2 separate regions of the Mus musculus genome follow, and region 1 is linked to region 2. Evidence: chromatin loops called from intact Hi-C (ENCODE). Cell type or tissue: heart. All regions are shown on one strand. Each heading gives the region's core, and the rest is flanking DNA. Links, peaks and the distances in the headings are about the cores only.

Region 1 (15,658 bases), core at 4,549-12,548, 310 kb before region 2:
CCAGGGCCTGGAGTTTGTTAAGTGAAGGGAGGGGTGAGGAGAGGTGGCCCGGTGGGGCTGAGGGCTGGCCAGGAGCACAGGGCACGACAACCAGGGAGAGCAAAGTCCGGAAGTGAGCGGGCAGGTGCTCTTTGCGGCACAGACACCACACGGCACCGAGCATGTCGGTGTGGCCCGAGGGGCACAGTGGATGGAGAGAGAGAGGAGAGAGGCCAGAAGAGGGCCTGCACCCTGCCAAGCTCCTGGGGCAGAGTCCACCCAAATGCGGATCCTAGGAAACAGGGGGGAGGGGCCAAAAAGAGGGGGCAAGGCAAGCGCGGTGGCGGCGGCTTCCGGAGCAGGAGCAGGAACGGCAGAAGTCCATGCAGGAAGGAGCAGAGGAGGGGAGGGGCAGGAAAGCTCCCCCCAGGAGCAGCTGGGCCAGCGGGCTTGAGTGCCCCCGCCCCTCTGGGCCTCTTCGCTTTGGCCGGCCGGCGTGGGCCGAGCTCCCTTCTTCTCCATTCAGCGAGCCTGGCGCAGCATCCAGCCGGGCCTGGTCCCCCGGCAGCCCCCAGCGCGGGCTCCGGCGTTCCTAGCCTTCCCTGGGGGTAGGGTTAGTTACAAAGGTTCCTGTGGGTCTCTGGAGCGGGGAGCTCGGCGGCCGCTTCTCATCTGAGAGCAGTCCCAGGGCCCGGCCCGCCTCCGGCCCGCACAGGGGGAATGTCCAGAGGTGCTGTGTATCACCACCTGGTCTTCTAATTTGGAAGGAGTTGGAAAGGCCTTTTTGTTGATGAAAAGTTGGAAACAGTGGCACATATCTGCAAATATCGAAAGAATAAAGATTTTGGCAAGTTATACTTAAGCCCCGCAAAAGTCGGTCAGCACTGGTGAGGGCAGAGACCCAGGCGCCTGGGGAGAGGCGGTAGCGGGATGAAGAGGAGGATGTGAGGAGGAGGAGGAGGAGGAGGAGGAGGAGGAGGAGGAGGAGGAGGAGGAGGAAAGGAGGGGAGGAGGAAGAGGAGGAGGTGGAAAAGGAGGAGGAGGAGGAGGAGGAGGAGGAGGAGGAGGAGGAGGAGGCAGCCGCCAACTGCTGGGCATTTGTGGCCCAGCAGTCCATGTGAGCAGGGAATGTTCACCACTCTGCTGCCCAGGCCCCATCCCTCCTGTATTCCCAGGCAGTCTGGAGCACAGGTCGGGACAAAGGACTGCAACTACAACGAGGGAGAAAGCCCAGTAGGGGGCGCAGGAAGAACTGGGCCAAATGGCTAAGGATTACATTGGTGCTCAGCAGCTCCACAGACAGCACCTACCTCCATACCCCTCCAGGGCTAAAGCCCAAGGCTAAAGCCTGCTGCCCCTTTGGCCCCAGGAGGAGGGAGGAAGGGACTGCTGTCACTGGGTCTCAGAATGAGTGTAAGGAGGCCTACCCCAGCCAGGCTGGTAAGCCAAGGGGCTGCCAACTACCAGAAAGCCCAGAAGCCCAGAGAGGTCTCCATGAAGGATGGGAACTGGAACCGGGGCAAGAGTGGCAACATGAGCACATGGAGTCATGAGGGGAGACTGGGGACATCACAACCATGCCCAGCAAGGAGTCACCAGTCACAGAACAGGCAGCACACAGCAGGACCCCTGGAGCAGGTGTGTCTCCTCTAGGAGGGATGAAGGAAGGGCGACCCCAACAGCAATGATGGGGTGAATTCCCAAGATACACCCATAGAGCTGACCATGCCTTGAGGCTGTCTCAGGGACAATGGCGCAAGTGAGGTCACCATGGAAACGATGAAAAGAAAAAATAAGGTCGCTGCTGTGAAGATGGAGAAAATGGAAGGGCCTGGAGGGAAGGCCGTGCTCCAAGCAGCAAGGGGTGTGGCGGGGCAAGGCAGCACAGCTGAAGCAGGCAGGCAACACATGGAGGGAGCTCAAAGGTGCTGCGGCAAAGGGGCCAAGCGGGGAGGCAGGGATGCCCTGACGCTGAACCAGCCAGTGGAGGAAGATGGAAGGATGCTAAGAATGGAATCAAGGCAACGGTGAGTGAGGCAGGATGGGAATGTTGGGGAAGAGGAAGGCTGTGGAGGGTACCAATGTGGTCACTGTGACAGAGGCACCAAGGGCTTTACAGCAACAGTAACAGCAGCAGGTGTGCACATGAGCAGGCAGCCACCAAGGCTCTGCAAACCTCAATGGATGGAACAGAACGGAGAGGAGAAGCTGTGGGTCTAGGAGGACTGGACCTGTGTAAGCATAGTGCACCCCAGCAGCAGCAGCCATCAGCAGAAAGAGGCCAGTGAGCGCGCACATCAAGGGCCAGCAGACAAAGGGATGCAGGGCAGAGGTATGTCGAGCAGGGCAGATGTGAGGATGGAGGATAGAGGCCCAGGGGCACTGGCTCTGTCTGGGCAGGGTCCAGAAAGTCTAGCCTGGCCAGAGGGATACAGGCCCAGGCCAAGAGCCAAGCACTGGCTCTCAGAAAGAGGTGTGGAGTGATGCAGAGGGACGGGCTGCTCACCCACCTTTTTTCTGCCCACAGCTCCTGGAACAGTCCAGCCAGAGCCCCACAGAAGGGCCACATCAGGAGCAGGGAGGGGCATGGTGTGCAAAACTGCAATGGGGAGCGGCAAGCTCAGGGGCCGGATAGCTGAGGGGGTTGGCCCTGAGCAGGGAGGTTCAATGGACCCCGGGTAGGGGCATGAGGTTGGTGGGGAAGGACAAGGAGCTCACAAGGAGACAGGACAAACCTGAGCGGGAGGCACGAGGCAGCGTGGTGAAGCCCAGGAAAAGATGGCTAAGCCTTTGTTAAACCAATCACAGCGGTAGGTGGGAAGCATGAATGTTCCCCTCGGCAGTGGGGTAACGGAAAAAGAGCCGGAAGGCGGACTGGGAGGCCTGGCTGGGACTCTAGCTCGGCCAGCTAACCCTCTGTGTCGCCTTGGGCAAACAGCCTTCCGGCCTCCGGTTCATTAGCTGTTGAATCAAAGGGGGTCAGGGAAGTTAGGCCACCGAGTCCAAAGATCCCTTCAAGCTGATACAGAAACTCTGGGGCTTGGGAGGGAGGGAGGCTACAGGGGCGAGCATGTGCACAGGGGGAGGCCTGAGGGAAGCCCCTCCTGGGCTCAGAGGTACGGCCTGGAAGATGCTGTGGGTCCAAGGAGGAACCTCTAGGAGCCCTGTGTGTCTAAGTGTGAGAGAGATTGCATCCTCTTGACCTGGTGCTGCCTGCCCTCCTGCTCGGGAGCTCGGCGCAGCCCTGCCTGTGCAATGATGGCAGCTGGGCAGGGGGGAGGATGGGGCACGTACCGTGAAGATGTTAGAACGCCGCTTGGACTGCTTGCGGATGGGCGTGGGGGTGGAGGAGGCAGCGATGGTCTCGATGCGCAGCTCCCGCTGGCTGATGCTAGGGGTGGAGGGGACTGAGGACGAGTAGTCGCTGAAGGCGCTGCTGCCTCCGTTGGTGGCCTAAGAATAGAGAGGGCTGCTGAAAGTGACCCTGGGCGGGGTGGGTAGGGGGGTGCGGGGGGGCGTGCACAGCACGAGAGGCAGCAGAAGGGCCATAAAGGTGCTATCATGGGGAGCTGGCATGTCCTGGAGGCCAAGATAATCCAATGGTCACCATGAGGAACTTTGCACCTCTGTTCCAGGGCTCTAGAAGGGATTGGATGGGGATGTGTCTGTGCCAACCTGAGAGCTAAGCACACGCTGACATCATACAGCAGGGACACAGTCTGAGAGCGAACAAGTAATGCCGTCATGATCTGCATGTGGCCTAGGACAAGGAAGCAGGTCACCCTTCCTGAATTCCCAAAATCAGGGGCAGGAGGTTGGGGGATGGGTTCCATGAGTTGGGGCTGGGCTCTGGATGCTGGCCAATCTGAGGTTTGCTTTGACAAAGTGCATGACATAGAAAGCATCAGGAACAGCCTGAGGTACAGTGTAGAACAGAGCAAAGGCTTCTGGGTATAATAAGCTGCAAATGGGCAATGGAAAAGGAGGAGAAAGAGAAAACCAAAAACCACTTATAGGATGGAGACAAAATATACACAAGTGTCTTCCCAAGACCAGATAGTGTGTGAAAATCAGGCCTCACTAGAGCGCCAGGCCCCATCTCCCACACAAACTGGCCCAGGGACTGCAATGCCCCCTGCCTACCCCCTCCTCCTCCCTCATTTCATTAAGGGCTGGTGTAAGAGTCCTTGTGCCTTCTCATAAGTCCTCATGAGGGTCCTGACACTGAAGTCACACTGTCCTTGGGAAGCGCAGTGACTGACCGCCCACCGTGGATGACTCTGTGCTTGCAGCAAGGGGCAGTGAAGTAGAAAGGGAAGGGTGTGTAACTATGTAACCAAACGTTGGTCTACATATCAGGGCCAAAAAACAAACCCTGTGATAGGCCCAGATCTAGACAAATGTCCAAATGGTATGGTGGGTCCAAACTCAATGCAGGAGCAGGCTCAGAATCTACACATCCCGAGTAGAGCTGAAGGCCCAACACCCTCATGAGGATATGCTGCCCTTCTAATACAAAAGGACTGCCACAGTGCAGAGCCAGCTTAGGTGCTTGCTGGCCTTGGGGCTGTCAACTATCTCCTCCTCTCCAGGAAGAAGGCCCCGTACCTGCAACCAGCTGGAAGTGTTTGCCCATTAGAGAAGAAGGGATCAGACCTGCTTACCAAAGGCAGTGGTGAGCACACCGGAAAGAACTTTCTCTTCTCTCCATGCCTGCTAAGTGAGGCTTCCCTACACAGTACTTCAGGAGTTCACAAGAGCACGTGCTCGTGACGAGGGAAGACAGTGGAGTGAAGGGTACAGAGACCAGGACAAGGAGCACCACCACATCCACCACATGGCAAAGGCCAGACCGAAGCCACCCATGCAAGCGACAGAACCGGAGCCACGGCAGGCTGGGAGTTCAGAGAGGTGAGTGGAGCCTGGGACACAGGGAAGTTACGCACCTGATTGATGTGCACAGCTGGGATGGAGGCAGCTGACACGGCCGAGTGGCTGGGTGAGTTGGGCAGGGACTTGCAGGGCCCGATCGCCAGCTGCTGCTTCTTCCTCAAGGCTACCACCTTCTGGGCCACTGCAGGGAACAGCAAAATCAATTCTACTTGCTGGAGAGAGGGGTTCAAAATCCAGGTTGGCAGCTCCCCAAATATACTTAACACTAATTGCTTGCCACAGGCCACCCTACACCCAGCTCTGGAGTCCTGACTTACCGTCCTGGAAGACTCGTTCCACATTGAGCCCATAGGTTGCGCATGTTTCATAGTAGGTACAGCGCTTCAGGTCTGTGGACAGTTTGCGGGCCCTGCTGTCATCAATGACCCGGGGATTGGCGGCACTGATGGCATCTGTTGGGAGATGGGAGGATCACTCAGCTGGCTGAGAAGCAATAGAGGGTTATGTATACACTGGTGGGCCAGCAGAGGCCCAAGTGGGATGTGCAGCATGGAGACCTCGGGTGCCTGGGTCGTATTTCATTCTGTTATTGTCTCTTTGAATGAAAACAAACCAATGACTTGATGAGTCCTTGAACAAACCCTGAAAACAAATGTGGACACAACCCAGTTTTGGGGCACATGCCTAAAAATCCCAGATTTAGGAGGCTAAGACAAGGTCAGCCTGGGTTACAGAGCGAGACCATGTTTCAATAATAACAACAATAATAATGATGATGATGAAAACTGTGGACACAATAACCGTATAGAGTTCGGGAGTCATCCTGAGAAAAGCAGACTGAAGACCCTGTGTTTAGGGCCCATGATAGTTAAGAGCCTTTCACTGCTGGGCAGGAAGTGGGAGCTGGAGTCTTGTGGCCTGCTTCTGGAGACTTTACTAGTCCACCACCGTACCCTGCCATACAGCATGCCCTGCCTCACCCTGTGTGCCCACCAGCACCATGGGCACCTCGCTGGCATTTCGAAAGCTGCAGAGGCGTAGGAAGTAGTTGTACACCGTCTGGAAGCTGATTTCATCCTCCAGGCTGAACACAAACACCACCGCATCCACCCAGGCAGCAAACTGAGGAGATAAACAGAGTCAGCACCCATCGTCCCTGATGGACTCGGACACTAGGCAGGCAAGTCAGCAGGAGCATCACCTGGAGTTCAGGGGGGCCTCCTTCATCCCGGATCAGCAGCAGGTAACTCTGGCCATCCACTACAATCTCCTTTTTAAATCGACCCCCTAGGACAGAGTAGAGGTCAGGACCAAATGCAGAGAAAGGGAACATGGGGATGTGTGTGAGCAGAAGCCTGGGTGCCCAGGGAAGAAGGGAAGAGAATGGGCCAGGAGAGGAGCCAGAGCCCCGCACAGAGATAATGGTGGAGGAAGAGGCAACCAATGGCCAGCCTAGCTTGTGGTGCTCACCTTCAGGGGACTCTTCCTGGACATAAGTCCCTGTCAGATATCGGTGAACCAAGGCTGATTTCCCACTAGACAGGTTGCCCACTATGCCCTGCAGGAGAGGAATGGGTAAAATAGTGGTCAGAAGGCATGAGGAAAAGGTAAGACTGGATAAGCTTAAGAGGAAGGAAGGAACGTACGAGCTAAAATGGTATAGAGGGGCCCAGAAAAAGCCAGGGAGAGAGAGCAAGGCCACCGAGGAAAGGGTGGAACCAGCCAGGGCCCACCCAGACACAGGACCCACTCACCACTTTAAGCTCTGGCACAGAGCGGCTCAGGGTCCACTCCTGGCTGTTCACAAATGAGTCTGTGAAGACAGAGCCATGCCGTCAGGGGTGTGCACACACCTACCACCTACAATACTCTCTGTCAAGACCAGAGACCACTGTCCTCCGTGGGACCTTGACCCTCACCCCTAGCTCCCTAGGGAACAGAGCAAAGACAGTCCTCGGGGCAGGTCTGTGCTGATGCTCATCCTGCCTGTACTGTACAGGTTTGTTGCCCCTCCTCGTCTTCCTCTTTATGGTCCACATGAGCTCATCTGGCTTGGTGCCTGATGCCTCTCACCTAGATGAGAGGCCTCTCCAGCAGGTCTCAGACCAGACCCAAAATGGGCAGGGCCCTGGCAAGGGGACCAGTCTCCTTCCTGCGAGTAGGAACAGCTCACCCTTGGCAGGGTGGGGCCACCTACCACATTCCTGAGCCAGGGTGAAGAGGGAGGAGCCTCACCTGGCCCTGTTCTGTAGAGGCAGGTCCAATGAAGCACATCTACCAGGCCCTGCCAGGCCTTCTCCCCAGCCCCTCTGCAGGAGACCAGCCTCCAGGCTCCCTTTCATGAGCTCACACTCAGCACCATTGGCCCTCTAGACTCAGACAAGGTCCTCGGGCAGGAAGCCTCTTGCTTGCTGCTCAGTGCCCCTGGCTTGACAGCCAGCACTCATCTCTTATTCCCCAGCACATTCTAGACAGCCTGGCCTGGGCAGGACTTTGTCTGGGCAGTACTTGCTGTCCTGCCCAGCTCCCACTCACTAGCCCGGCCCACAGATGTCTCACAGCATTATCTCATTCAAGGCCACAATCAGTCCCTGACCTCAGCTGTAGAGGCAGCTAGGGAGAGTGGTCAGCCCCCAGCTAAGAAACTCTCTAGTTTAGCTTGCTCCTTTCCTGAGCAGCCATACTGTATAGAAAGATGTATAGAAAGAGCCACCGTATAGAAAGAGGTTGGCACTGGAACGAAGGTCCTTAAAATCTCTTAGGATGCCACGCCAGGATGCTATGGGCAGTGCCATTGCCTGGAATCCTCTGCCACTGCCATCTCCTCTGGACACTTCCAACGACCCTAAGCATACCATCTAACCAGTAAGGGGACTTGGGCCAGACCTAGCTATTCTAGGCAATGCTCACCCACCGGTCTCTATCAGGTAGGTTTCCGACACAAAGTGTTTTCTGCCAGACTTCAACCAGAGGCCACTACGACGACGGTGCACAGCGTTCCCCCTTACCGCTTGGCGCGCCCAGGAGTCCTGGGGCTGCGGCTGCCCGGCGGCTCCACAGCGGCGCTGAGGGCGCGGGCTCCCTCCGGCGGAAGCGGCTGGTGAGCAGCTTCCAGAGGCTGGCGGCGGCGCGGGGGCGGCCCGGCTCTGGTGGCGCGCACGGGGTATCGGCGCCCAGCAAATCTCGGCGACTGGGGAAGGTACCCAGGGAGCTGGCGTCGCCGTCGCTGCGGGTGCGCGCGCGGGGTGGCCGGGCAAGCAGCCCGGACTCGGAGCGCCGGATCTCCTGGCCGCGGCGCAGACGGAAGCTAAAACTCTTCCTGAGCGCCGACAGCCCGCGCCGGGGACTCTCCGTGCCGCGGCTGCCACCACCACGGAACACCTGCCAGCGCTGGCTACTCCATAGGGACGCTCCCCGCAGGAAGCCCGAACTCCCCGTGCGGCCAAGCCCTGCGCCCGGTGCCTCCGTCGCCGCCAGCTCTAGACGGTTCACCTCCAGGAACGTCATGCTGGTGGGCCGCGGCCTGGATGCCCTCTCTCCAGGTCCGCGGCTGCGCCGGATAGGCGCGGGGCTGAGCTCAGGGCTGGGCGGTGGCGAGCCGGGCCGTTCTGAGGGCGCAGGGCCCCGACGGCCGTGGCGCGGGCGCAAGAGGCCAAGCAGCAGGCCGCGCGCGCCGGAGGGCGCCGACCCCGGAGTCCCGGAGCACACGCTCCGTGGCCGCGAAGGCTGTTCGCGTGCGGCGCACAAGGCGGCCTGCAGGGCGGCGGCGGTCCGGTCGGCCGAGGTGCTGTGCAGGTCCAGCGAGTCGCAGACGCTGAGGGCGCGGCGGCAGACGGCGGGCCGCTCCCCGCTGCAGCTTTCCCCCGGCGACCAGCCCCGCTCCATGCTCAGGGCCCACAGGCGAAGGCCAGGCCCATGGCGAGGGACGCGGGGCTGGGCCCAGGCCGGGGCCGCGGCCGGGGCGCACGGACCTCGGCCTCTGGGCACCTGGTGCGGGCCGATGGAGTCCCTCGACTCCTCCACTTGAGCCTGCAAGCCCAGACCTGGAAGGGCCTGGAGCCAGCCTAACCAGGAGAGGCGGCAAGTCTGGCCTGGAACACCCAGGAACGGCGGTGCAGGGCAGCCCCTAGGAGCCCTCAGAAAACAGGAAATTCCAGCCAGGGCTCCTCCTAAGACTGGGCAGGTAGGTGAGGAGTTGTCATTAAGAGCAGGCCAAATAAATAACAGTCCTCAAGCACACCCCACAAGAGACCGTTTTTTGCAGAAAAGTGAACCATTTTCTCTTTCTCCAAAGAGGGAAGACCAAGACCCAGGATTCCAGGGCCGTCCAGATTCGTTAGAAGACCCAATTCTGAGCCAGGAGACAAGCAAATCTTATGCTTTCTCTGAGCTTCAGACTTCTGTCTGTAAACTGGAGAATTTAGCGAAGTGACCCTATTTCAGAGTTCCACTCTGATGTTCTTAAGGCTGAGAGGTGCTTGATGCTACAGCAGGTGATGTTGATGACTGAGGAAGCCTGTTTCTTTGGAGATTATAAAACTCAGAAGACACGACTTTGCTTGGACTGGGCCAAAGGGCAGAAAAAAAAAAAAAAAAAAAAGAGCAAAAGGTAAACCTGAGTGCCGGGAGGAACACCAAGCCCCTGCCGCCTAGCTAGGGCCACTCAGTGTAGCATTGAGAGGAGCTGGGCACTTACCTGCCAGAGCTGACACTGCAAACTCCACCACCCCTAATCTTATAAAGCCAGCGTCTTAAGTGGCATCAGAGTGTGGGCTGCACACACTGCCCTGATAACTCAGATTCAGCCCAGGCTGTGGTAAAGCTCTGTCTGTGACTGATCCTGCACTGCCTTCATCACTCCTGGCCAGACAGCAGCTTCATCACCCACATAAGACATGTACTGGCACCAGGAGCAGACTGGGAGAGAGCAGTTTAGGGTAGTGCTTGAGTGTCCCTGGAGAGACTGATCATCCTCCCAGGTCGCCTCCACCCAGCCCAGCCCAGCCCATCCCCATGGCCCTTTCAGCTTGAGAACCTCCTGGTCTCAGTGAGAACAGGCAGACAGAAAAAGCAGCAAATTCCTGAGGGGGCGGGGGCTGGGGGTGGGGGTGGGGCTGGGGCTGGGGCTGGGGCTGGGGGAATGCCTGGGAAGGCAGGGCCTCTCCAATCAAGGTGCTCTGAGAAAAGAGAGCCGGAAACTTTCAAGCCCTGGGCTGGATCTCTCTGGCCTTCTGCTCTCTCTCTCTGCTCTCTCTCGTGGGACTAGTAATTAAGAGTGGAGAGGGTAGCTGCCTCCCTGTTCCTTGTAACAGGGGTAATAGGCAGTTCCACAGAGGAGCCTTTCCCAGGACCTCAGGAAGGCCCAGGGACAGACAAAAGCCCATCACTCCTGACTTACAATTTCTAACGTAAGTTAGCCAGCTTTCTTGAGCTACACCTTAACACTGCCAAGCTGGAGCTAGAGAGGTGGCTCAGCAGTTAAACGCACTAAATGTTCCTCCAGAGAACTAGGGTTCTACTCCCACTATCCATGCAGTAGCTTACAATGGTCTGTAACTCCAAGACCTGACACCCTCACACACACACAGGCAAAGCACAATGCACATAAAAGTAAACTTAAAAAATAAACACAGGGGCTGGTGAGATGGCTCAGTGGATAAGAACGCCAACTACTCTTCCGAAGGTACAGAGTTCAAATCCCAGCAACCACATGGTGGCTCACAACCATCCATAACGAAATCTGATGTCCTCTTCTGGAGTACCTGAGGACAGCTACAGTGTACTTACATATAATAAATAAATAAATCTTTTTAAAAATAAATAAACACATAAATAAACACAAAACTGCCAGGTCAGGGGGCCCGGGGGTGGGGGGGAGGTTGTCTTGATTCACCCCTGGGCAGACAGTCCTGAGAACTGTAAGAGTGGGCTGACACTGGGGTCCAGACTGTCACAAGAACACGCCCACAGAATCAACTGAGCAGGGCTCACAGGGGCTCACAGAGCCTGCACATGCCTGAGCTAGGTCCTCGGCATGCTATGGTTGTGGGACTCCCAGTGTGGGAGGTGGGAGCGGGGGCGGCTGTCTCTGGCTGCACTTGCCTACTCTTGAGCCCCCTTTGCTCCTACTGGGTTGCCTCATCCAGCCTTGATGTGAGGGTTTGTGCCTGGTCTTGTTGTAACTTGTTATGCTGTTGTTCGGTTGATAGCCCTGGGAGGTCTACTCTGGTTTTTGAGTGGATCTGGATGAGAGGGGAAAAGAGGGGAGGGACTGGAAGGTGTGGAGCATGTAGAAACTAAGGTAAGAATGTATGAGAGAATTTAAAAAAAAAAAAAAAAGTGGGCTGAGAAAGCCACACGGAGCAGACCAGTAAGTACCAAATGCCCTGCTTCAGTTTCTGCCCTGACGTCCTTCAATGATTGATTGTGATGTGGAAGTGTAAGCAAAGTAAGACGTCTCCTTTCCAGGTTGTTAATGTCATGATGTTTATTACAGCAACAGAAACCCTAAAACAGTTCCCTGCCTTCATCTACCTATCCTGTCTATCCCACACATGGGAGGTATCTATTCTTCCACAAAAGACTAGGACTGCCCATCACAGCCCCATGCACTCCCAATGAAAATCCAAGAACAGGACAGTAGCTAAGAAGCCAGTGTCTGAGGACAAGGTGCCCAATGGGTGGCTTTAGCAGTGTGAGAACAGCTGTGTGGGACGGGTGCTAGTCGTGTAATACAGTCATACACCCGCCCTGAACGCTCTTGACAACCACGCTCTGTTCCTCCAACAGCCATCACCTACAAAGAGCAGTAAGGCTGGCATTGAAAGCTGTGCTGGACCTGTTCAGGACCAGGGCCCCACAGAACCATCCCCCTCAGACCTGTTCAGGAAAACCAGAACCCACAGAACCAGCCCCTCTTTGGGCAGCTGATTCTCAAGTGCCAGGCTGCAACTGTCTCACGGGGGCTGTGTGTATGGCTCTTTGGAAGTTTCTGAAGGATTAGTGATGAATCTCTCAAGTCCTGAGTATCCATTCTAGGTCAGGATGAACAACTGATTCATTGGCCATTCTGGGCCTCAGCCCCCTGCAGAGGCACAGGAACAGAGAAGTCTCTAGGCAGAAAGGACCTCGTGAACAGGGATGAGATACACCTTAGCAGAGGAGAAGGACAACTCCCACAGGCTTCCAGTTGGTCTCCAGTGCTTGCTACTGATGCACTGATAATCACAATGACTGACACATAATCCACAACAAATGGCAGCTGCCATTCTACAAAGGACCAGTTTTTGCCTGGAGACCAAAGTTTACATGCACCTGGCTTCCCAAGGATGAGGCATTAGATCTTCAGGTATGGCCTGTATGTTCCACAGCTCTCTTTGGCCACAAGGTGGCAGCAGAGCATCTTCCTGGCCCGGCATGCTAGCACTAGGGCCTTGGGCTGGCCACAGGTTCCCACCACCTCCATTCGGATCCCGACCATCTATTACCTCTCTTCAAAAAGGGATCCTCTGTCCAATAACCACGTATGCTACCACATCAACTTCCTAATGGTCTTATCCCATCTGCTACCACACTGACATCGGTATTCATGTCCATGAAGGTGTCTGTAACCTGGTAAAAAAATGATCTTCTTGTCACTGCCAACAGAGCCCTGCAGTCCATGACACTGTATCTAACCATGTCTCTGTGCCCAACCTTGCTTGATCTCACCTATCCCCCCCCCTTAACTATACAGTATCTATCCATCCCTTGTCCTTTTGGTCACTTGGAACTCAATGGAACTGTCCCTCCCTTCAGTGACCTCTGTCAATATCACCTTACTCCACTGTGAGATGCCTTCCTCACGCATCCTACTTCCCACTGGAGTAACCTCACTAGAGTTCTGGCAACACGTGAATTGTGTACCAGGGCTCTTCCTTAAGGAGACAGCTCCTGGTTGGACAGTCGGCTGATAGTGTAAGACACAACGCCATAATCCACACAAACCCAAAGCAGACAATCACAACCTGGGCTCAACCTCACCTCCAGCACTGCGTGTGCGATGGATCAACTTGCTTCTGAGCACATTTGTGAGGAAGACTCTAGGTGGAGATAACTCAGGTGGAAAGACATGCCCTAAATGTGGGTGGTGGCATTCCACAGACTGGATCCTGGACTAAATTAAGAGTGGCGCGCCAGAAGTCACCACTCCTGCTTCCTGACTTCAGATGCAATGTAACCAGCTGCCCCACATTCCCGCTGCCTGCTTTCCCCACTACAATGGTCAGCACAGTCAAAGGCAAACCAAGAGAAACCTTTCCTTCCTGAAGTTGCTTTTTGGTCACAGAAACACAAAAAGCAGCTAATTATAGGCACCCACTAGCTGTGTGACCACATCGGAATCTTGTTGAGCCTCAGATATGGTGTATAAAATAGAGAAAACCCCCTTTCCCAGCTCAAGCTGTAAACAGAGCAATGACAGGGTCTTTGACCCTGGTGGGCTGCAGGTGATCTGTAACTGGTGCAGCCCCACTAAGTAAGAAAGGGTGGTATAAACAAGAGGGATTAAAACCAGTGCCACACGCCCAATAGGCTAGGTAGACACTCAGGCCAAGGGCTGCAGTTCACATGTGCCAGGACAGCCAAACCTAGGCTGGTCCTCTCTACCCTCCAAGCTGGGGGCCCTGGAGATTTGAGGCCCTAGATGTAGGCCTCAGACATAACATGTGGAGACAGCAGTGTTGTGTTTGTACTTAAGACTGCAGTGGGTGGGCTCCTGATCTGACATTTGGCCTAACCATGCAGAGGACTGCTAATCTAAATCTTCACAGTGGAGCTGAAGGTGCAGCTCAGCCCTAGTTTGTTTAGCATGTGGAGTTGATCCCAAGCACAGCATAAACTAGCCACTTAAGGCACACCTGTCATCCCAGTACTCAGAGGGTCAAGACCATTCTCAGCTGTATCATGAGTTGAGGCCAGCCTGGGCCACATAAGACCCTGTCTTTAAAAACAAAGACACAAGAAGATGGCCATCTATTAGCCAAGGAGAAGCCTGTGGCAAATGTGTTCCTAGTACCTTCAGAAGCAGTGTGGCCCTGGCGGCACCTCGATCTCGTCAGACTTCTTCATTTCTGAAATATGATAAATTGCTATCTGGCTCATGGTAATTTGTTATGATTCGTTGCCCAAGGAAAGTACAAAAGAGCCCTATAGAAAAAAACCTCTGAGCTGGGGTGGTTTCTGGGAGATTCCCAGGCCCCTGCAACCTGGCAGGATTTCAACTTAGAGGCTACAGCCTAGACTTTTGGAGGTGACAACTATGCTACTCTGAGAGGCAGTGAACTGTCTAAGGTTGCACAGCCTGTAGGTACTAGAGCCCAGAAGAGGCCCAGAACTCCAAACCTTAGGCTTCCAAGTACACACACACACACACACACACGCACACGCACACGCACACGCACACACACACACTCCCACAGACATGCATGTCTCGTTGGAGAGGACCAGGACCAACCTGCTGGTTCCTCTTTATCCCAAGTCCGTCTGATCCACAATCCAGAAAGTGATTTTGCAGCAGCATCCCTCACCTATTTCTTTCTTTTTTAAAAAGGTCTCTTCCTTCAGAATTGAACACACAGCAGCCAGATGTGGACCCATACTTGTGATCCCAACTCTGAGGGTCCTAGGCTGAGGCAGGGCTGCCATGACTGTCTTAAAAAGGACAGAAGTTCCATGATTAAAACTTTGCTTCCCTTAGCTGATGTGTTTCTGTTTCTTCCCCCCCCCCGCCCCCCCCCCCCCCCCCGCGTCTGACAATGGGTACTGAACAGCAGTGGTTCTCAAACATTTGGGAGTCAAATGGGTGCCCTATGAGACCATCAGAAAACACTTTTATGAGTCATAAAAGTAACAAAATTACAGTTACGAAGTAACAGTGAAAATAATTTTTATGGTTGGGGTCACCATACAGCAAAGCCACAGCATCAGGACCTCTGACCTCGGGCCTCATGCATCCTGGGCAAGGGCTCGACCACTGAACTGCCAGCTTCAATGGGTTTCTAAACCCCATCCATTTATCATCTCTTCATTTCGTTACTAAGTTTTGAGACAGGGTAACAACTTCCAAGCCAGCCATGGCTATATGATTAAAGACCCTGCCTGTCTCAAAAAGTGGAGGGTTTGCGGTGATGCAGAGCATTTGTCCAGGTGCACAAAGCACAAAGATCTGGGTTCAACCCACCCTTAGGATCCTATCAACCCTCCATGATAACAGCATATTCTTAAAAGCCTAGCATTTGAGAGGTAGAAGGACCAGTTCAAGGTCATTCCCAGTTACACAGATGGAACTCGCCCAGTCATCCACCAGAAAGGTAGGGTGAACCCTTGCTACAGGTGCATGCAGACAGACAGACACACATACATACACACCCCACAGAACTTTCTAGTTCTGCTCTGTGGACAGGGCATACAGTAGCTTTATCTCCCTGGATGTGTGTTTCTCTGATTTCGAGGAGAATAATTTTTCATGATGACTGACTCCATGAATTTATTGTTCATGTCTCTCTCATCCTATTCTTTGCCTGCTTTTCTCTTGCATTTTTCAAACCTGTTTCTTAACAACTTGCAGGAGTTCTCTGAAGAAGGGAACATGTTAGCTGCTTATCCAGTACACGTACACTGTGTGATAAGAGATGTAATTATACTGACTGGCTTGTAATGGATTAGAACATATGAAAACTACCACCAGCCGCCCACCAGACAAGAACAGTGTTTGTTGGGGGAAGGGAGGAGCAGCCTATCCACTGAA
Region 2 (15,658 bases), core at 3,411-11,410:
CTAAATTTCTAGGATTTAACTTCAGATACTTGTGTTATGCAAAAGGATGCTTATTCGAGTGCGTTCATTGATAAATGTAGAATACTGGGGCTTAGGAATGTAGCTCTGTGGAGAATGTCTGCCTGGCATGCATGGGGTCTGGGGCCCTGATGAAAAAAGCAAGCATGCAGAACAAAAGTACACAGCCACTTTATATAGATAAAGACATAAATTCATAAATAATGTGGTGCATGGATGTTCTGCCTGCATGAATGCATGTGCACCACATGTGTGCCTAGTGTCAGATCAATACCCTGGAACTGAAGTTAATGAGCTGCCATATAGAAGCTAAAATTGATTACAGGTCATATGGAAGAACAGTTGGTGTTCTTAATATGCATATACTTTAAAGGAAATACCAAAAATGTTTCAGTTTATCTATACCACCAAGTGATTTTATTGTCTAAACCAATGACTCTACTTTTAGCACTGAGAACCCTAAGAAAGGCAATGTTCTTTTTTTTTTTAATATTTTTTATTACATATTTTCCTCAATTACATTTCCAATGCTATCTCAAAAGTCCCCCATACCCTCCCCCCAACTTCCCTACCCACCCATTCCCATTTTTTTGGCCCTGGCGTTCCCCTGTACTGGGGCATATAAAGTTTGCGTGTCCAATGGGCCTCTCCAGTGATGGCCGACTAGGCCATCTTTTGATACATATGCACCTAGAGTCAAGAGCTCCGGGGTACTGGTTAGTTCATAATGTTGTTCCACCTATAGGGTTGCAGATCCCTTTAGCTCCAAAGGCAATGTTCTTATTTTTGACACAAATGTCCTTGGAACCCTTGTACCATTTAGTTTACTCCACTGCAAAAAGCACTCAGGAATCATACTGGATTTGTTTGTTTTTCTGTATCTAAAGTATTAGCATCCTGCTGGTTCAAAACAGAACTCAACTTTGACTGACTCTGTGTCCACTGCCAATAGCTCTAGGTCGGTCATCAGCATCACTTCCTAACTTGTCTCCCTGCCTCCTTGTCTTGTGCTCACTCCCAGAGCTCATTCTCCCCCTTCCTGCATCACTGGGTCAGCTTTTTCTAGTCAGACCACATGCTTCTGCTGAAGCTCTTCAATAGCTGCATATCCGATGTAATGAGAGCCAGCATCATATGAGCCTTGGCTGCTGCTCTGGCTTTACCCTGCCTGTATCATTACTTTCTTTCTTCTATTATTCAAGCTCAGTGCTCTCACCTCAAGGCCTCTGCACCAGCTGTCAGATTGCTGGGAGTGTTTCCTCCAAGCTTCTTATATCAGATGCTTTCTCTTCATTCAAGGCTTAACTCTTAAAAGGGTCTCCTAAGAATGTAACAACTCTCTGTCATGGAACTCTCACCCCAATCTCTATTCATTCAAGCTGTGACCAACTAGTTTCTTATCTGAATCACAGAATACAGAAGTTAGAATACAGAATTATTTGAATAGCTATTTTCTCAGGATAGTATTTAAAAGGATAGTATGTAATGGCTAATCTTGGCTGTCAGTGGCACTCCCTTCTTGGGGGAGAACCTCAGGGGAGGGGACTGCCTGTTAGACTGGCCTTGTGAGCATGTCTGTGGGATGTCTCTCAATTGCTAATTGATGTATGAGGGCTGGGGGCCCAGCTCACCGCGATTAAAACCATCCCTAGGCAGCTGAACCTGGGCTGTGTGAGAAAGATAGCTGAGCACACCTGGGGAAGCAGGCCAGCGAGCAGTGTTTCTCTGTTCTGCTTCAAACTCTTCTTGCCTTTGGTTCCAGCATGGGCTTCCCTGAATGATCGGCCATTAGCCTGTAAGCTGAATAAACCCGGTCTTTGCCAAGTTGCTTCTGGGTCATGGTGTTTATCACAGCAACAGAAAAGCAAACTAGGACATGGTACAAAAGAAATATTCTAGCTACAGAGAAGTTTGTTTTTTTGTTTGTTTTTTATTTTTTGAGACAGGGTTTCTATGTATAGGCCTAGCTATCCTGGAACTAAGTCTATAGGCCAGGCTGGCCTGGAACTCAACAGAAATCCACCTGCCTTTACCTCTAGAGTGCTAGAGTGCTAGTTGTGCTCCAACATCACACAAAAGTTAGGTCTTTATAATGAAAATGTATCCACATACATTAGTGAGCTTGTTAATGTTTGGCTTCTCAGATAGCTTAGTTGGTTTTTCTAAATACTAGTTTTAAGTGTGTGTGTGTGTGTGTGTGTGTGTGTGTGTGTGTGTGTTCTGGAGTACTGATGTCTGTAGAGGTCAGAATGCAGTGCTGGCTCCCTTGGAACTAGTTACAGGAAGTTGTGAGGCAGCCACCATGAAGACTGGAAGCTGAACCCACATACCCTGCACCAGCAGGACATGCTCTGAGTTGCTGAGTGGCTCTCACCAGCTCTGTCTGCCAGTTCCTGTCTGTGCTTCTCTGTGCTTCTGCTTTTATCCTGCTATTGGCTGTTGTATACAAACTACATCCCAAAGACTTGTCACTGGAAAAACAAGTCTCAATGGCTTTTTCAGATAAATGTGGCTAGAGAGTGGAAGGTTTTTATTTTGTTTGTTTTTTCAAGACAGGGTCTCACTCTGTAGACCAGGAAGGCCTTTAACTACAGAAATCAGCCCCCCTCTGCCTCCCGAGTGCTAGGATTAAAGGTGCATGCCACTATGCCCAGACAAGTGGGAGGGTTTTAAAGGCCAGTTATAAAGCAGATATAAAAGCCAATTAACTTTTTGAGTAGTTAGATTACAATTCATCTGTCTGTTCATCTTGGACTTAGAATGGATTTCAGCCAGCGTGATTCTGTAACAAGACACTTTGGTCTTGAACAAGCCCTAGAGAACTTCCATACATGACACAGGGCCCTCTAGAATGCAAAAACAAAAACACAAACTAACCCTGAAGTCGACACATATTCATGCTATGACTAGTCTGTCTGTCTGTCTTTCTCTCTCTCTCTCTCTTTCTTTTTTCTTTTTCTTTTTCTTTCTTTTTCTTTTTTTCGAGACACAGTTTTTTTTTTCTTTTTCTTTCTTTTTTTTTTTTTTTCGAGACACAGTTTCTCTGTGTAGCCCTGGCTGTCCTGGAACTCACTCTGTTGACCAGGCTGGCCTTAACTCAGAAATCCGCCTGCCTCTGCCACCATGCCCAGCACCACCACTAGCCTTACTAGAAGAGATTTTTAAAGACTGGGAAGCTGTTGTCCTCATGTGACAGAAAGGGTTTCCATCACTCTACCTTTTCCCAGGGAATTTCAGTTTTACTATTGGCAGTAACCCTGTCATTCTCTGCCACAATCGCCCAGGTGACAGGTTTATCTCATTCACTGTTCTGTTCTCATTCAGAAAATATCTACCAAAGCCAAGTGTGAATAACCATAGAGCTGTTATTCTTTCCAATACCATCTGGTGGTGGCAAACATCCCTTCGCGTGAGCAGCACACGTGGGTACAGGGCAGAAGCACGGAGTACATGCACCCCTGCTTTGTCTGAGGTAGGTAAAGTGCATAGTCAAAGGCTAAGAGGGTGTAAAATCAGAGACTGTTATTTCATTAAGAACGGAGATAATTTTACCTCCTCGAGTTCGAATGCTATTCCAAATCCTTCTTCCCATGATTCCTACAGTCTACGAGCAGCTTGTTGCTGTTTCGGTTTATGCTAAATCCATCAGTTTTACTCAACAATACTTTTATACCAATACTACACATTTCAATCAAAATGGCCATTAGTGTCTTAGTATTATTATGAAAACATTTATGAATATATCCAGTTCCTACAGATATCTCAGGGATAGGCTGCCAGATTTAACTAACAAAAAACCCAGATGTTTACATAAATTAAAATTTCAAATATAAAACAAATTTAAGGATGTCCCAGATATTACATAGGATACATATATTGAAAATATTTTCTTTTTAAAAAAGATTTATTTTATGTATGTGAGTACACCAGTGCTCTCTTCAGACACACCAGAAAAGGGCATCAGATCTCATTACAGATGGGTGTGAGCCACCATGTGGTTGCTGGGAATTGAACTCAGGACCCCTGGAAGAGCAGTTGGTGCTCTTAACCGCTGAGCCATCTCTCCAGCCTGAAAATACTACTTTCTTATCTGAAATTTAAATTTAACTGCATGTCCTATATTTTACATGATCACCCTATGGAGAACTCTCTATATTTCATATTTTGAAATGTAAACCAGAGATGTAAGACATTAGGCTTTAGGTCCATTTGTAAATTAAGATTTAATACTTGGTAGTACTTAAGTACTAATATTTAAATTTAAATATCTAGGGCTTACAAAGCTTACAGAAACTACCACTATCTTAAACGGTCTGTTGTCATGGTTTCTTGTTTTCTTTCCTCCAGGATACAAGGTTCCGGGAAGAACCCCAACCGCTCATGGTTTATGTGTCCCTCAAATGCAGATCAGGGTGCAGGACAAATGAAAGTCAGTAAAGAGTTTTTACCTGAATAAGAGAGTGGTGGTGGTGAGCCAGAGGTGAGGGGTGAGGCCCAGCAGCGCTCCTGGAATCTGACCCTGACTTCTGGGCTGGGCTGGGCCACGCCTGCTGTCTCAACAGGAGAGACTTAGGCTCTCCATGAGAGGCTTGGAAGAACTTGGCAGTCATAGGGATCATGGGAAAAACCAAATGGAAAGAAAGGAGTCTTCTAAAGAGATGCCATCTCTATGGCTCCTTGAGAGTTCCGACAGGCTTTATGAAGAAGCAGGATTCTTGGTGGGGAAGAGGAGGAAAGGCAAGGCAGCAGCCAGGGCTCCAATGGAGGGCAGCGTGGGACCCTCCTGGCCACAAGGTAGCACTGAGGGCATCCTGAGGGTTTACAGAGGGAATCCATAAAGCAGGGCCTCTCCTTAGTTGACTGAATTAAAACTGTGTAGATCCTGATTTTATTATTCTTTCTTGAGAATAAATAATATAAACTAAAAGAATTACATTATGGCTTTCAGTCTCTGAATCATTTAGCTGGGATACTTGAATACTTTAAAAAAGATCAAATTCTAGCTGTGCCTAAGTTTGGAATAAATTTATTTAGCATGGCCTAGTTTTAGACAGTAGAAATTTTATATTTTAAAAACACATACAAGTACAGGGTTGCATCCATAGCCTAGTGGCAGGGCTCTTGCCTAGCATGTATGCTGGTCTGGGTTCCATCCTCACCAAAAAACAGCCAACAAGTCAAGCACGTTTCCCAGTTACCTGAAATATTGGGTTTCTTTCTCACTGGCGAGTAAACAGAAAACATCCACTGTCCCGACGACTCCCAAACTTCTACGTCCTTAACAATTCCTTCCCTGGAAAAAGAAGAAAAGAAAGAAAAATGAGAGTAATGGATATTTTACTTGCTCATTAAAATTTGTTACTTATGAAGTTAAGTGACTAAAAATTTAAATTCTAGTAAATACATAAGTTTACATATTTTTAATTTTCTTTTCTTTTTTTGTTTTTGTTTTGTTTTTTGAGACAGGGTTTCTTTCTGTAGCCCTGGCTGTCCTGGAACTCACTCTGTAGGCCAGGCTGGCTTCAATTCAGAGCTCCTCCTGCCTCTGCCTCCGAAGTGCCAGATTAAAGGCGTGTGCCACCACCATCTTCTTTTCTGAAGACTCTTTTCTACCTCAGAAGTTCACAGAACTATGAATGACAACCTGAGCATGGTGGAACACAGCTGCAGTCCTAGCACCTGGGTGATTGAGGAGAATTTTGAGGCCAGGCAGGTAACACAGTGAGTTTAAGGTCAATCTGGGCTGTACACTGTTTCCAAAACAACAAACACCTTGTATTTTGTAGTTACAAATAATAAAGAATAATTAATAGTGCTATCTTTTTAATTAATAGAAAAACTAATCCATATACTTAAGAATTATCATAAATATAATATTTTTTAAAGAACTAAATACAATGCACAGTATTTTTAACTGGAAACAATAAAAAGTACCACTACCAGTTATAGAGAATCATTAAAATTTAAGAGTGGGTTATAGGACTTCAGATATATTTTACTTAAATTTTCTACTTTGTAATATAGGAAACAGGTCCATGTACTTAAAACATATACTTTTAAATAATTTATTTTTAGCTTTATGTGCCTTGGTGTATGTCTGTGTGAGGGTGTTGAATCCCTTGGAACTGGAGTTACCAAAAGTTGTGAGCTGCTGTGTGGGTACTGGAAATTGAACTCAGGTCCCCTGGAAAGACAGCCAATGTTCTTAACTGCTAAGCCACCTCTCCAGCCTTCAGATCTGTGCACTTAACAGCAAATCTGAACAAAGTTATACATTTGACTCTAAATTAATGTTTCTTTCATATCGAATGTGACCATTAACTACTAAAGTGATAGGTATCACAAAGGATGCTATTACACTTAGGATCACAATAGAACTTTGCCTTGTTACACACACACACACACACACACACACACACACACACACATACACACACACACACACACACAATTGATGCTTGAAGATTTAGGCACAGTCCTCAGCATTTCAGAAACAAATGGCTGGTGAAGTGACAACACTCTGGAGACAGAGAGGCAGTGAGACCTGAGTTACAAACCAGCCTGGACTACATAGGGAGACCCTGCTTTCAAATAAAACAAAGCCTGCTTGTCCCCTTAAAAAAAATACACCCCAAACTAACCTAAAAATTCACTCTTTATGGAACTTCAAATAGGGAAACTGAAATAAAGGTTTTACAAAGAAAAATATGTGATATTATCAGTACCCTTGAGGATAGCGATTGTTCTGAGTTACCCGATACTCTGTAAAGAGCACAGAGCACACCGACTTTAGTTTAAGCAAGACTGACCTTTGAAATATGCTAGTACAGCAGGAAGTGGACCAGAGCAGACAAACCTAAGAACGCACACTAAGTGATGAGGTCTGAGAAGCTCACAGTGTGAACAGACTGGCTGAGCCACAGGGCCACGGGTGACTTCTTTTTCTTGTTTTGCTTACTGAAAACACTGTAATTGCTTCTGGAAAAGCTAAGCAATTGATTTTCTACAACACTTTTAACTCACAGAAGTTTCTTTTCATCTTTCTGCTCATCAGAGAGAGGTGAAGCAAAAGGGTTTTGAGATGACCCAAAGCCTCTGCTGGTAGAAGCCCCAGAATCAAAAGAGCCGAATGGTGGTTTGTCCTGATCTCTGCTGCCACCCCATGGTGTGGACTTGGGGAAGCTGGAAGGCTGGATGACGTTGGAGTACCTCTGGCTGCTGGCATTCCACCCTCGACGGTTATTCCCTAAAATAATCAAGAAAACAAACAATCAGAAAATTGGTAAATTTTTCCAATCTTGAAGATCTCTATTACATTTTATGTTATTATGTCTTGACATTATACACAGTGCTATTTTCTACTAGTTTTAAATGACAATCCCTTTATGAGTTATAGTTTGTTATATGTTATAACAAGTCACATAATGTTCTCTTTATATTAAAAAATGAGATCAAGGCCAGGTGTGTTGGTGTAAGAATTTAATCACAGCACTGTGGAGGGAGAGACAGGCAGGTCTCTAAGTTCCAGGTCAGTCAGAACTATATAGTGAGGCCTCATCTCAAAAAGCAAATAAAAACCCCAAAACCCAAGCTGACAAAAAGCAACAACAAAGTGAGATCAATGTGATCATAGAAATATAAAGACATATCGGTGAGTTCAGTGTTAAGCCTATTAAATTGACCATGAGGGAATAAATAAAAAATACTCTAAACATCTCTAAAAGCTTTGCGGTGAGCCCAGCTCGGTCAAGGCCCTCATTTGACCTATCATTGGATGTGTGTGTATGCTTCTGCACTGGGCCATAGAGACAATGAATGAAAGAGAACAATGAATAAACTGGATAATAAAAAGGGTTAAATTTTACTTTCTGTCCTTAAATAGGTATTTAAAAAGTGTTTGCCTCTGTCTTTACTTTGTGGACACAATGCCCACAACCTATCCTTCATATAGAGATCGCAGAGCTTACTAATAGGTAAAGTATAGCGTAGATTTCTAACAACTCATAAAATAATAATAATAAGCCAATAGGACTTGTTTCAGGTTTTGATACTGTTTTTAATCTTATCACTTCCTAGTTTATGCTAGGATAAAGGTAATTTATCTTAGGATTTAGAAAATATATCACTTAATATATACTAAAAACAGACTGATAGAGTACTCCTCTGGCTGAAATAGACATGCCTTTAGTACACAGCTTTAATCTCAGACATCGAAAGTAAAGTTAGTCTGTAGAAGGAAGCAGCTATGTTTGAAAGTGGTATCTAATTGAGTGCCAGACAAAGTGACAAATCAGAGAAAAATTTGACAGAATAGGATATGCCCAGCTCTCACAGGAGGAGGAACAGGAAGCTACGTAAGATGGAGCAGAGCAGAGGGAAAGAGAGAGGTATTTAAGGCCCAAATGTGGGCCTTAAAATTACAAAGCATTCTTTTTCTTTCTTTTCATTCTAAAGTTTTATTTGTATTTTTCCCCTAATTATCTATCTACTGAACATTTACTTGCAAATTACTACATTTAAAGTAGGTTTCCAGAGACCAAATGGCAAACATTCCTCTCAGCAGTCCCTGGGAGTATACCAGTATCTATCGGAACCTGACTCCTAATTTGGAGTCTTTCACTAGAAGCATTGTAGATGATACAATCTGTCTCCTCCACGAAAAGACTGGAAATATGAAACCAGCATGAACACAGGGGCTGGAGGAGCCTTAAAGAGAAGGGGAAAGAGAAGCACCCACTGACAACGTCACGAACTAGGTTCCACTGGGCAGTGGTAGCACATGACTTTAATTTCAGCACTCAGGAGGCAGAGGCAGGTGGATCTCTGTGAGTTCAAGGCCAGCCTGGTCTACAAAGAGTTTTTCAGGACAGCTAGGGCTGTTACACAGAGAAAGCCGATCTCTGAAAACCTAAAAACCAAAACAAACAAAAAACTAGGTTCCAAAATTAAGAGAACAAAACGTATTTATCTGACTTCTAAAACCTTGTTTTGTGCTGGTTTAATGTCTAACCCCTGAATACCCTTTCCACAAAACTTGTAAGGTTCTTGACCCAGTGTCGGAAGCTACTAACTAAAGCCCAGATTTTAAGAGCTTGTGATCACGGACAAGGAAGGGGAAAGAGTAGAGAAAGGGGTCTGAATGAACCCACGTGAATTCTCCCTACCACTGCCATTCACCAAAAAGGAGGTTTTGATGAAGATATCTCTAATTTAAAAACGCAGTGTTTGACAGGAGCACCCAAGTCCAAACGCCTGTCCACGTGTGACGATCAGAAACGACTTGTCAAACTACTGGGGGTGAGACGTCGCATGCCAGGGCAGGGGCCCGGGGTGGAGGTGTGCGTCCGCAGCAAGTGGCCCTGGCTCAAGGCTCCCAGACCGTCACCTGAGGGTGGCTGCTGCTGCGGTGGCGGCTGCCGAGCCCCGCCCGCACCCCGGGCGCCGGGATGCTCGTTCCAGCAGCGGTCTCCGAAGCGGCACCGGCCTTGAAGGAAAAACTGGCATATGGTCATGGTAGCGCCGTCCCAGCTCGACCCTGCTCGCGGTCGCCGGCGAGGGCCCAGGCTCCAGCAACCGAGGCCCGGCTAGTGTGACGTCATCGCCCCGCGCCCAGAGGCTCTGTGACCAGTGTGCCGTGAGCCGCGTGGGCTTTAGCCAATGGGATTTAAGAAGAGCAGAGCTGTCAGCGCTCGGGTATGCTGAAATGGGACGCGGTCGTTGGATCCCTGACCCGGACCCGGACCCGGACCTGAACCCGGACCCGAATCTAGAGAATACCAGATATAGCAGACAACCAGCAACCCTCTAGTTGGCTGTATACAGTCTGCGAGACTCATTCGTTCTTTACATTTACTTGGGGGGGGGGGAGGTAAAAATGGGCTTAACAACGAAAAAAAATCTGTTTATCAAGAGAGATTATTTACAGAAAGCCAGCTGTAACCAGGAAACAGGACTCAATGCAGGCGAAAAGCATCTATTAGTTTCTTAGTCGGTAATGTCTTAAAATTTCACGTAAATGTTGCCTTTTGAAATTTCATCAGGAAAAATGACAAAGAGTAAAACCGACACAGAAGCAGCCCGATTTTCCTCAGGAGCAGTTTCAGATAAAGGTTTTCTGAAAGTATCCAATTTACTGTTTTTTGTTTGTTTTGTTTGTTTTGTTGAGATACGGTCTTACTAGCTGGCCTCGAACCCACAGAAATCCACCTACCTTAGTGCTAAGATCAAAACCGTACACCCACTACGTTTCATTTATTATCTTTACAGTTCTCATGCAGGACCCTGTATCAGTATAAAACAAGTACATTATATAACAATGAAATGAAATTGCTCTTGGAAATTAAAATTGGAGAATGGGGATAAACTAAGAGTTGAAGGCAGCTTAGAGACTCCTCAGACTCAAAGTATACCTTGAGTCTCATTTTATATTTTGGTTATGCTAGAGGATGGAGAGATCAAAAGCAAAACTCTAACTAGTAATCCTAACACTTGTGATGGTAAATACTGTCAACTTGATTACTTTTAGAATCACCATAGACACAAATCTCTGGACTTGGAGGGTCAGACTTAGATCCCCATAGATACACACCTTTGAGCATGTCTGTGAAGATGCTTTCACAAAGGTTGAACTGGAAAGATGTACCCTTAATGAGGACTGCATTCTCAAAGGAGTGGGCACACACTGAATAAAAAGGCAAATTCAAGTTGAACATCCATTGCTGTTGCTAGACTGCAAATACAATGTGCCCAGCTGTCTCATGCTCCTGTTGAAATCCCGTCCAAGCTGTGCTAGACTGTACCTTAATCTGTGAGCCAGAATCAACACATGCTTCTGAGGTTGCTTTTACCAGGGTTTGTCATAGTAATAGGAAACACAATCTAGATAGCTCTATATGTAGGTGTAATCTAGCATGGTCTCAGTCATCCTCCTGCCTCAGCTTACCAAAGTGAGAACTGCCACTATTTTGAATCTTCACACCCGCCCACAACAAATTGAGTTATGTTTAAAAGGAGTAAAACTGGTAATATCAGAGTGAAACCTTAAAAATCTTTGGAGGAAAAATTAAGGGGTTCAAAAGGATCAATCAGGATTTAATGCTGCAACCCACAAAATGCTCTTTCATAATACCAGTTTACTGAAGTTTAATGAGAACTGGTTTGGTGCCATATTGGATGGAGTAAATTGGATTTTACCTAATGCAAACAGTCAAAAAAGAATATAGATTTAGTTGAATAACTTTATTAAATGGCACATTTTGATATTGGTGTATTAAAATGCCTCATGACTCAAACATTTTCATGACACTATAATGACAAGTTTTAAAAACTAGACCACAGAGCCACAGTTACTGTTATAATATGGAACAAGTTTTGTCTACTAAACATTCATACTCAAATTGTGATTCTCAAAAGTAAAACCCATGTATCATCAAAATAAAGCACTTCAAAGGACAGAACACTGACAAACCCAGTATCTACTGAAATGAAAGCAGAGTACATTATAGGAAAGGAACTTTTTGAAAAAGTAATGAAATGTACTTTATATACAAAGAAATTTGAATACAAAGCAATTTGTATATGAAGTAATATACTTTGAATAGTTTACTTTTACCCATTATCCTTTAGAATTGTGAATGATAGTTCTGGTTTGGGGGAAGACGTGTTCTTATTAGGAACATGATACAGGTTATTAGGAGTAAAGGAACTTTATAGAAAGCTTTATAAAATGTTATGTGTTCTAGTTAATCAGCAGCCTAAAAAGAACAGCTAATATAGTCAAAATATTTTAACAGTGCTGCCTATTCTACAGGGGTAACTGCTCTATCAGTGTGATTACAGTGTAATAAATGAGTATTTTGTCATCAGAAAATTTAGCTATGTTAACAATTTTTCTCATGTTTTCCTGCATGTATGCATGTGCTTCATTGTGTGCCTGGTACTTGAGGTAGCTAGAAAGAGGGCACTGAATCCCCCTAAACTAGAGTTGTAGATGATCGTGAGCCTCCGAGTGGATGCAAAGGACCACACCCAGGTCCTTCTGCAAGATACAGTGCCACCTCTCCAGCTTCAAATAGCCACATTTTTTTTTTTCGTTTTTTCGAGACAGGGTTTCTCTGTGTAGCCCTAAGCTGTCCTGGAACTCACTCTGTAGACCAGGCTGGCCTCGAACTCAGAAATCCGCCTGCCTCTGCCTCCCAAGTGCTGGGATTAAAGGCGTGTGCCACCACTGCCCAGCTCAAATAGCCACATTTTAAAATAGTGCAAATTTCAACATCTTACATAAAAATATTTACAACAGTCAGAGACTGAGAAGCCAGATTGAATCAGTTTGAGCCAGAACAGCTAAGTTGAACCAGCCAGAGTATAGAAAGAGCTAGAAAGGGTGAGCTTGTTCAGCAGTAAGTCTCAAAAGATGAAAACATTCTAGGCCTAGATAAGATTGTATGGAGGCTGGAAGCTTCCAGGACCTCACCTAGGTTAGCAGACAGAGGCAGTGAGCCTGAGATGACAATTACATCAAGTGAATAAAAGATCATTTTACAGTCTAGAGGTGGAGGTTGTCTAAGGCTGGAGTTTGTAAGAGTGTACTGGGTTAAATAGTGTTCCTCACAAAATTCCTATCTATCCAGAACTCCAGAATGCATTTCTACTTGAAAACAGGATCTTTGCAGATGTAAGTGGTTTAAGACAAAGTACTAGAATCCTTCTGATGTGGTGGTGCATACTTTTAGTCACAGCATTTAGAAAGCAGAGGGTGGGTATCTTAACTCCAGGCCAGCGGGGGATGGCTCCAAGGTTAAGGGCACTAGCTGTTCTTCTAAGTACCTGGGTTCAGTTTCTAGAACCCACGTGGTGGTTCACAACCAGATTCGGGAGATCTGACCCCATTTTCTGACTTCTGTGGGCACCAGGCATACAGATGGTATATATTCATTCATATGTAAGTTAAAAAAAAGAATGGTTCAAATAAATGCTATTTACAAAAGAACTAAGTGAAAATAGTTACACAAGAGAAAGAAATGACCATGAGAAGATGAAGGTGTAAGACTGCAGTGCAGCTCTAGGTATAAACTAAGAAGTAAATGTCAAGGACTACTGGCAACCAGCAGCAGGGGTGGGAATGGGGTGTGTGGCGGTTTTGCCCAATCCTCCAAAAGCCAGATTTGAGACATCTGGCCTCCTAAACAGTGAAAATATATTGGTTGGTTTAATCCATTAAGCAAGCAGTAGTTTGTAGCAGTGTAGCAAGCTAGCACATGGGAATAGGAGTGACTACAGTAAGTACAGGGCTTCTTTCGGAGGAGTTATGAAAACACTTGAAAAATACAATGATGACTGTACACAGTGCATATAAACATACTTTTTAAAAAAGATTTATTTATTATATGTAAGTACACTGTAGTTGTCTTCAGACACTCCAGAAGAGGGCGTCAGGTCTTGTTACGGATGGTTATGAGCCACCATGTGGTTGCTGGGAATTGAACTCAGGACCTTTGGAAGAGCAGTCAGTGCTCATAACTACTGAGCCATCTCACCAGCCCCGCATATAGACATACTAAAAGCCACTACATTAGTACAGTTTAAATGGGTGAACTGTATGCTTATGAATTACATCTCAATAAAGCTGTCTATACATAAGAACTTGACAGATAAATCCTGTCACTTTTCAACTTCACTTTTAATTTAAACATTTTAGAGTCTGTTCTAACTTCCATTCAGAGAAAAATTTTAAATGGAAACTTTCACAAATTTAAGAAATATTAATGAACACACGTAGAATGAATAAACAAAGCAAATCTATTTAAGTTAAAAATATTTAATATCAGATAAAAACATTGATTGACAGTTTAACATGGCACATTTCATACATAGTCAAAGGGCAAAACATTACTGAGAAAAATTAATAGGCCGTTTGGTAATTTGTTGTCCACATAAAAGCAATGAATAATGATATACTTAATGCCAATTATTACAAAACTTTTAGAGAAAACTCAGTTACCTCTAACATGTTCTGCTAGGAGAAAAGAAAACTGTATTTTTTAAAATCCATATGCTACTGGGCTACAATTATCAGTGCTTTTCTAGTAATCTAGAAATTTCTTCCAACAGCTTTTCTTCTGTTGGTCAATCGTTCCTACTGATTGGCTCTCGCATAGAGAATGAGGACATAGAGTGCTTTTTACACTGCTGAGTAAAACCATATGAATTAATGATGGGTGCTAAGCTTAATATTTTATACAAAAATGTATAATATTTCATTTAATTGGACTGAATATATTATTTCATGAGTAACTGGGTACAGTTAAGTCCCAAAAATCTGAGAAGTTTTGTGAGAAAGTGTGTATGTTTAAGCCATTTTTGCTTACTTTAAAATGGAATAATTTGGCACTAAATGAAATAATGAAGACAAGCAAAATACATAACACTATTACAGTTACTCTATCAGAGTTTACCATCTCCGACTATAATTCATACGATTACTTAGTTCTTGACCAAACAGAAACAAAAAGCCCTAACTACACAGCACTTACACAATTAGGAAAATAGAATCTAGAGCTAAGCTGGGGCTCTTTCTCTGATGAGCATGCCCCACTCTGCCACAATCAGTTATATATTTGCAATTCACGTTTTCAAGAAGTGCTTGTAACTTTTCACGTTTTCTGGCTGATAGGTTCTTGGATGGCCAAATAAAATATGATCTTTGAATTAAGTAAGGAGATCCAGATAATATAAACTGTTATCTTATTGGAATCTTACTTTATCAAAATACCAGATCAGAACTTCATAACCGAACTCTTGGAATAAACCACTGGTGGCCATATCTCTAAGTTTCAGATGAGTGGAAGTCCATTCACCATTCATGTTTCAAGGGTCTCTTCATTTGCTCCACAAGTATCAACAACACAAATTAGACAACTTGTGACTGGGAAAGCCCGGACTTTTGAGTTGGCGATCCACTTATCTGTTTCAGTATTATACTCAAGGATATGCCCCAATCTGCCTACACCCTGAAAACCTGCCAGGACATAGATGACAGAGCCAACTGCTGCACACTTCACCGTGACACCCCTCCATGGCATCGGTGACACCATCTTCCATTCATTTAACTTGATATCGTAATATTCCACATTGTCCAGACCACCTTCAAAAGAACAACATATGAGAACTTTATTTTATTAGTGATTGCTGGATCTCTTCATAGTTTCTAAAAGTTTTATATTTTAGTTTCAAAATAAAATTGTTAACCACATAGAAAGGATATAAGAGCTTTATGATCATTACCCACACGCCCACTACCTAAATATTTATTCTTGAGAAATTTTCAGAAATATTTTTTCTACAAAGTAAAAAAAACAAACAACAACAACAACAACAAAATAAACCCTACACATTTCCTACAAATGTTCCATCCTGGAAAAGAAAATTAAAAAGTATCAGTGATTTGCTTTGATTATAAATTATTTCAAATGTTTTTCTATCTTTTAGCAATTTATGAAAAATACCAGTGAATGAGAATAACAGAAAAGAAGCTATTGTTTTACTTAACACTTAAAACCTGACAAAATGAAGGGCTATTCTCGAGTCAGTTCCTCTATCGCACTATTTAACTAATTAGTTAAGATCATTACTAGCATTACGT

Evidence for each region. A loop is a pair of places that touch in the nucleus more often than their neighbours do. Peaks named below come from ENCODE experiments on the same cell type or tissue, not always from the same donor. Only the 100,000 strongest peaks of a DNase experiment are listed, where the experiment ranks them.
Region 1: it touches region 2 in a loop (6-fold over the local background); 2 of 42 quality-filtered maps call a loop at or near these places.

What each region holds. Positions count from the first base shown.
Region 1 is chr5:24,467,405-24,483,062 of GRCm38, reverse strand. It overlaps Agap3 (ArfGAP with GTPase domain, ankyrin repeat and PH domain 3), which reads right to left. Exons shown (of 18, transcript NM_139153.2): 2 at 6,627-6,685; 3 at 6,343-6,430; 4 at 6,074-6,159; 5 at 5,853-5,994; 6 at 5,190-5,324; 7 at 4,926-5,053; 8 at 3,274-3,432. Among named protein-coding and RNA genes, the nearest start is that of Agap3, 23 kb to the right of the region's middle. In heart, for the core only: CTCF peaks have their summits at 7,947 and 8,640; DNase peaks (open chromatin) are centred at 6,982, 7,906, 8,282, 12,262 and 4 weaker places; H3K4me3 peaks cover 2,908 bases; H3K27ac peaks cover 2,062 bases; H3K27me3 peaks cover 591 bases.
Region 2 is chr5:24,158,949-24,174,606 of GRCm38, reverse strand. It overlaps Nupl2 (nucleoporin like 2), which reads right to left and starts at 9,644. Exons shown (of 7, transcript NM_153092.4): 1 at 9,404-9,644; 2 at 7,042-7,264; 3 at 5,217-5,311. The coding sequence starts at 9,530. Klhl7 (kelch-like 7) reads right to left here. Exons shown (of 11, transcript NM_026448.3): 11 at 13,376-15,160. The coding sequence ends at 14,877. In heart, for the core only: a CTCF peak has its summit at 7,178; a DNase peak (open chromatin) is centred at 9,626; H3K4me3 peaks cover 1,700 bases; H3K27ac peaks cover 1,274 bases.